2 separate regions of the Homo sapiens genome follow, and region 2 is linked to region 1. Evidence: chromatin contacts called from ENCODE Hi-C or POLR2A ChIA-PET data. All regions are on one chromosome and are shown on one strand. Each heading gives the region's core, a stretch centred on a gene start or an enhancer-like site at or near the end of the contact. The rest is flanking DNA. Distances are from core to core; before and after follow the strand shown.

The links. A loop is a pair of places that touch in the nucleus more often than their neighbours do. ChIA-PET counts read pairs that join two places held with the same protein, here RNA polymerase II (POLR2A). Pooled maps may share reads with other maps.
Region 2: a loop to region 1 is called in a map of PC-3, with 8 times the contacts of the local background. The contact joins two enhancer-like sites. A Hi-C loop is called at or near these places in 4 of 168 maps with a recorded cell type or tissue (IMR-90, PC-3, Right ventricle myocardium inferior and 1 more) and 4 of 50 pooled maps. POLR2A ChIA-PET finds 5 or more read pairs at or near these places in 7 of 52 experiments (AG04449, AG04450, OCI-LY7 and 4 more).

Annotation. Positions count from the first base shown.
Region 1 is chr3:16,139,149-16,142,351 of GRCh38, forward strand. No RefSeq gene overlaps it. Among named protein-coding and RNA genes, the nearest start is that of GALNT15, 34 kb to the right of the region's middle. Within about 2 kb of position 1,588, at least 14 of the 41 ENCODE cell types and tissues checked have a DNase peak (open chromatin) inside an H3K27ac peak, as active enhancers do; they include IMR-90 and PC-3, where a contact is called at or near this core.
Region 2 is chr3:16,102,089-16,105,291 of GRCh38, forward strand. No RefSeq gene overlaps it. Among named protein-coding and RNA genes, the nearest start is that of GALNT15, 71 kb to the right of the region's middle. Within about 2 kb of position 1,648, at least 5 of the 41 ENCODE cell types and tissues checked have a DNase peak (open chromatin) inside an H3K27ac peak, as active enhancers do; they include IMR-90 and PC-3, where a contact is called at or near this core.

The DNA.
Region 1 (3,203 bases), core at 338-2,837:
GTAGTTCTAAGTCCAAGTCTTCTTCATCCTTCTGCCCCACAAACAGAGAAAACCTGGCTCTCCGTCAAGGCTGTGCTGAGTGGCACCTTTGGGTAAAAATTCTTTTAAAAGAGGAATTACAGGCCGAGGGCGGTGGCTCGCGCCTGTAATCTCAGCACTTTGGGAGGCCGAGGCGGGTGGATCATTTGAGGCCAGGAGTTCGAGACCAGCCTGGCCAACATGGTGAAACCCTGACTCTACTAAAGATACAAAAATTAGCCGGGCTTGGTGGTGGGCGCCAGTAATCCCAGCTACTTGGGAGACTGAGGCAGGAGAATCACTTGAGCCCGGGAGGTGGAGGTTGCAGTGAGCAGAGATCGCGCCGTTGCACTCCAGCCTGGGTGAAACAGTGAGACTCCATCTCAAAAAAAAAAAAAAAAAAAAAGGAATTACTCGTTGGCAGAGTTATACATAAGAGCAAAATCTGAACACTTAAATGGCCAGAAATAGAAAATAGAAAATTATGGTACATGAGCAGTTAATATTACACAGCTATAAGCATAATTATCATAAAGACTATTGCAGCAACATGGCAAATGCTCAAGCTAACGTGTTGTGAAAAAAGCAATATGTAAAATATGAACTGGAGGGAAATCAAACATGAAAATATCTATTAGGAAACTTTATTGGTTTTTTTTCCAAGTTATATTTAATGTAGTTTTTGTCTTTTCAGTGAAAAAAAAAAGTAAAAGAGAAAGTTTAAAACCAGAGGAAACAGAAAATTCATGTGATATTGATATTCCATGAATAGTTATAACTGACATGGTCATGAAATTCTGGTTGGAAACTTTCATTGAGTAACTGTCCTGAAATCTCCCCGAACTCCCCCATTCCATCACCCCTCACCTCTGAAAACTTAGGAGCTCTGAGGTCACTTACTACTCTGTCATCCAATATCATCACGGCAAGGAAAGACCACGTCCTGTGACCATAGATAGAGCTTGATAGGATAGAACTTGAGGGGTGGGCTTCCAAAGGTTTGTGAGGACACACAAAACCCCAACTCTCAGACCCATGGGCAGGGATATGAGCAGCTCTGCCACAGAGCCCTGGGAGGGCTCTCAGGCACCCTTTTGGGCTGTCAAGTTCCAGCCGCCCATCCCTGCCCTCATGGCCCTGCCCCTGGTGCCAAACATTCTACCTGACTTACCCATATCCACCTGTGGGCCAGAGAAACTCATTATTCAGCCACTAGACCCCAAACTGGGACCCCAGGGCCCTTACCCCTTTGTCCACCTTGCCTTCCCTCTACTCAGAGCATCCACGCCTGACCACAGTGAAACCATCCTGACCATGGCCTAGCTGTCCTTTTGAGGACAGACCTTTCCCTCCCTGCCCTCTTGGAGAAAACCACAAAAACAAATCAGGAGCCAGCTTTGTTCCAAGGGGAATGTTTTCACCCTGCTCCCACTTCATGAAGTTCTTTGGCCCAGAACACAGGAAATGAAGCATTTATGAGGTTTCCCGGAGGTATCCATGCAGCAGGACCAAGTACCTGCCAGCTCCGACCTCACTTGGAGTTGCTTTTGTTTCTCTGGCAGCTAGCGTTCTTAAGCTGGCTCATTTAAGTGTGTGTATTTACAAACAGACTTTACTGGTATTCCTTAAGAAACTGCTTCCTTCTGATTACCCGACTCAGTCTCTGTTCAGTGAGTCAGAGTCATATGTTGTTTTATACATTGGTGTATCCTTGGCTATTTTCTAAGCACAGATCCCAAGCATAAGCTCCTGATGGGCAGGGACATGGGTGACATTTCTTTATAGCCTAGCAGCTAACATAGTGCCCTGTATAGAATAAATACCTGTTGGCAAAGTGGAAACAACCCAAATATTCATCAACAGAAGAATGGATAGACAAATTGCGGTTTGTTTGTATAATGAAATGCTACTCAGTAATAAAAAGGAATGAACCACTGACATGCAACAACATGAATGAACCTCAAAAAGATTACATTGAAGAAAAGAAGCCAGACACAAAAGAGTACATACTACATGATTTTGTTTGTACGAAGCTCTAGAACCAGCAATACTCATCTGTATGACAGAGGTCTATTATAGGCTGAATGTTGGTGTATCCCTCCCCAAATTCCTATGTTGAAGCCCTAAGCCCCTGTGTAGAAGTTTATTTGGAAATGGGGCCTCCAAGGAAGTAATTAAGGTTAAATGAGGCCCTGATACGATTTGCGTGCTTATAAAAAGAATCACCTGGCTGGGTGCGGTGGCTGACACCTATAATCCCAGCACTTCGGGAGGCTGAGGCGGGTGGATCACAAGGTCAAGAGATCGAGACCATCCTGGCCAACATGGTGAAACCCTGTCTCTACTAAAAATACAAAAGTTAGCTGGGCGTGGTGGTGTGTGCCTGTAATCCCAGCTACTTGGGAGGCTGAGGAAGGAGAATCACTTGAACACAGGAGGTAGAGGTTGCAGTGAGCTAAGATTGCACCACTGCACTCCAGCCTGGGTGACAGAGCGAGACTCCATCTCCAACAACAACAACAACAACATCAACAAAAAAGACACCTGAGAGCTCATTCTTTCCCTTTCCACCAGCATGTGCTAAGGAGAGCCATGAGAGGACAAAGGGAGAAGGTAGCCACCTGCAGGCCAGGAAGAGAGCCCTCACCAGAAACTTGACTGGCCAGAACCTTGATCTTGGACCTAGAGTTCAGAACTATGAAAACTAAATTTATGTTGGTAAAAGCCTCCTAGACTATGGTATTTTATTATGGCAACATCAAGAGACTACGATCAGAATAGTGGTGTCTTAGTTCGGGCTCCTATAACAAAAATACCACAGACTGAGTGGCTTAAACAATGAACATTTATTTCTCACAGTTCTGGAGGCTGAGAAGTGCAAGATCAAGGCACTGGCAAAGCCAGTGTCTGGGAAGGGCTCTCTTTCTGGTTTGCAGATGGCAATTTTCCTGTTTAATCCTCACATGACAGAGACAGAGGTTGAGAGAGAGAATGCAAGCGTGAGCACATGTGGTCTGGTTTCTTTTCTCTTCCACTAAGGGCACTAATCCCATCCTGGGAAGCTCCATCTTCATGGCCTCATCTAAACTTAATCACCTCACAAAGGCCCCTTTTCCAAATACCATCACATTGGGGATGGGGTTTCAACATGTAAATTTTGGAGGGATACAAATAGTCCACAGCAA
Region 2 (3,203 bases), core at 398-2,897, 37 kb before region 1:
ATCAAGGTTAAAGGCCCCTTTTTTGCTGTCTTCTTTTGCTCTCTTTTCTCTCTTTGACCTTCAGGTGCCTGCTTCAGTCTCTTTCAAGCAATTTTTCCTTTCTTTCCTGTTCTAAAGCCTTTTTAATAAACTTTCACTCCTGCTCTGAAACTTGGCTTGGTCTCTTTTTCTGCTTTATGCCCCTCAGTCGAATTCTTTCTTTGGAGGAGGCAAGGACTGAAGTTGCTGTGGACGCATATGGATTCACTGACAGTAATTTGGGGTAACTCAGATCTCTTTCACTGGTAAATGCCCAGAGAGGCTAAGCCATTTGTCAAAGCTCACACAGCACAGTGGCAGAGCAGGGATATATCCCAAAAGAGTTCCATTTGCAGAGCCTGAGCCCCTAATCATTATGCTGTACACCATCTCTCATACTCAATACTGTATTTTCTCCAATAGATTTGAATGATTGTCCACAACAGGCAGACAAGTTTTATTTCTTATAGTCTGCAATCTTATGTGATCTGGCCCCTGCAGACCTCCTTGGCCTCATCTCAAATCACTCTATTCTTCACTCCGGCATATTGACCTTTTTCTTGAACACGCCAGGCTTGTCCCTGCCTTTTCTTAAAGCCTTTGCATTTGCTGTTCCTTCTTCCTGGAATACCCTTCCCCCAGATCTTTGCTGGATGCATCTTTTTGTTATTCAAGTCTCAGCTTAAATGGGATATTCCCTAGAGAGGTCTTTTCCAACCACTTATCCAAGCAACTAACTACCATCCTAGCTACTCTTTATCTTATCTCGTTTCCTTTTTTTCCATGACTGTTATTAATATCTGGAATTCTTTTAAAATTTACTGTTTACTTGTTCATTTTCTATCTCCCTCCCTCTGGAATGTAAACCCCATGAAAGAAGAACTTTCTTGTTCATGACTAGTCTCAGTACATAGAGTGGTTGATGTCAGAGAATAAACATTTGTTGAGTAAATGAATAAAGTTCTCACTCTTTCATGACATTAAGTGAACTTTCCAGAAGTACCCAGTCTCCAAGCCTCCCCCTGTCTTCCAGACAGTACAAGGAAATCTGGAGATATATAATCCACATAGAGGCAGAAAGATGCTAGTGAAGCCAAATTTATTTCCAACAAGAAATAGTCTTTGAGTCTTAGTCATTGTGGTTGAAGGCAAGTGAGGTCATCCATTCCATTAAAGAAGAAAGATCAGATGGAAATAGTCATTCAAGATGCATAGAGAACAGATAGAGTAGAGCTTCCATAACTTTTGCTTCACAATGATTATTTACTGTATTGGATGAGGTTGGATAAACCTGAGCTTGTCTAGAGAAGATGCTACTTGAGTTATCTGTGTTTGGATTAGTTTTGGGCAGCCAAACCATCTGGAGAGGTTTAGGGCTCAGTCCCAAGGCTCTGATCTTTACTCGGCTGTAAACGCCTCATTGCCCTGCCACTTCTGCTTCATGGGCTGGAGGTCTGTCCTCTTGCAATCATGTGGGAAGAATTGGACTCTGAGTTGGTTTCTATTTTCTTATGAAACCATCCAGGGGAATGAACTGGGGGATAAATAACCAAATTTCTGAAATGCAGCTTTGACTACAATCCAGTGTCTGGGCTGACTCTGAAACAGCTCAGATTGTGTGTCCTGAGACTGTGCTGGCTGATGACCTGGCCACAAGCATTCCATCTCACATCCCAGGCATCTGAGCAACGCTGCTTTCCATGTGGGGAGGTAGAGGATTTGGTGGGTTAATTGAAACTAAAATGTCTGCAACTCTAGATCCTGCCTCTGTTTTGGAGTGACTTGTAAGGAAAGTCACCAGTGATTTATACATTCAGGGTATCTTTCCTCAAAGAACTCAAGATTTGTGGCAGAATTTGATAAATGTTGAGATTTGATCTTGATGGAAGACTAGAGATTGAAAATTGGAAGATGATCTGCTTTATACAGAGAACAAATGCATCCACTTTTTTTCTTTATTTTAGTTTATTAAGTTCTGGGATATGTATGCAGGATGTGCAGGTTTGTTACATAGATAAACATGTGCCATGGTGGTTTACTGCACTTATCAACCCATCACCTAGGTATTAAGCCCAGCATGCATTAGCTATTTTTCCCGAATTGTGTTCACTTTTTAAGATGGCCAGGATCAGGCATGGGGAAGGGAAGGTGAGAGTTTTGGTCCCCAGTCTTTGTCAGTGTGGAAAGCTCCCCTCTGGTAGAAGAGGCTTAGGAATCACGGACTGTTCCCCCAGCCTAGAGAAACTCACTCAAGATTTCTTAAGTCCAAAAAAGGAAATTTTGGATCAGGGTGAAATTTCTCATTCTGTAAGGAATGCTACTGACATTAGCAGGCAACCATCTCTCCATACCTACACTCATTTTTAAATCTTTAATGAAATTTCATGTGCTTAAAACTTTTTATTGAACTGCACATACAGAAAAGTGCACATATCAGAAGTGTACAGGTTGACTGGTTTTCACAAACTAAACACACATAATTGGCATCAGACCAAGAAACAGAATATTGTCACATCTCGGAAGTCTTGCTTACCCATGCTTCCACTTACTGTCCCTAATACTAACTACTATCCTGACATCTAACAGCATGGATTAATTTCACCTATTTTTACTTTGGCTTCTTTCATTCAATATTTTAGTCGTGAGATTCATCCATGTTGCTGTATATAGCAGTAATTTACTCATTGTCATTGCTATAGAGTATTCCATTGTGTGAATATACCACAATTTATTTATCCGTGCTACTATTGATGGACAGTTGGGTTATTTCCAGTCTGAGACTATTACAATCACAGTTCTGTAAATATCCAAGTACGCGTTTCTTGGTGCACACACATGTATGGAATATATGAGGAGTAGTATTGTTTGGTCATGCGATAAATGCGCGTTTAATTTTATAGGAAACTGCCAAACTGTTTTCCAAGGCAGTTGTACCATTTTATATTCCCGCCAGCAGTGGATGTGAGTTCCACTTGCTCCATATCACCACTAACACTTGGTATTGTCTATGTGTGTTCATTTTAGCAATTACTGTGGATACGTAGTGGAAACTAGACTCACTTTTTTATTCTACCTGTCTTTTACTCTTACTTTATCTGTCTCTATTTTTCTGTAAACTGTCCTTCTCTGCTTTCCACTCCACCTGGAGGAAACCATGGTTTCACCCCCACTTCCTAATAGTTTAC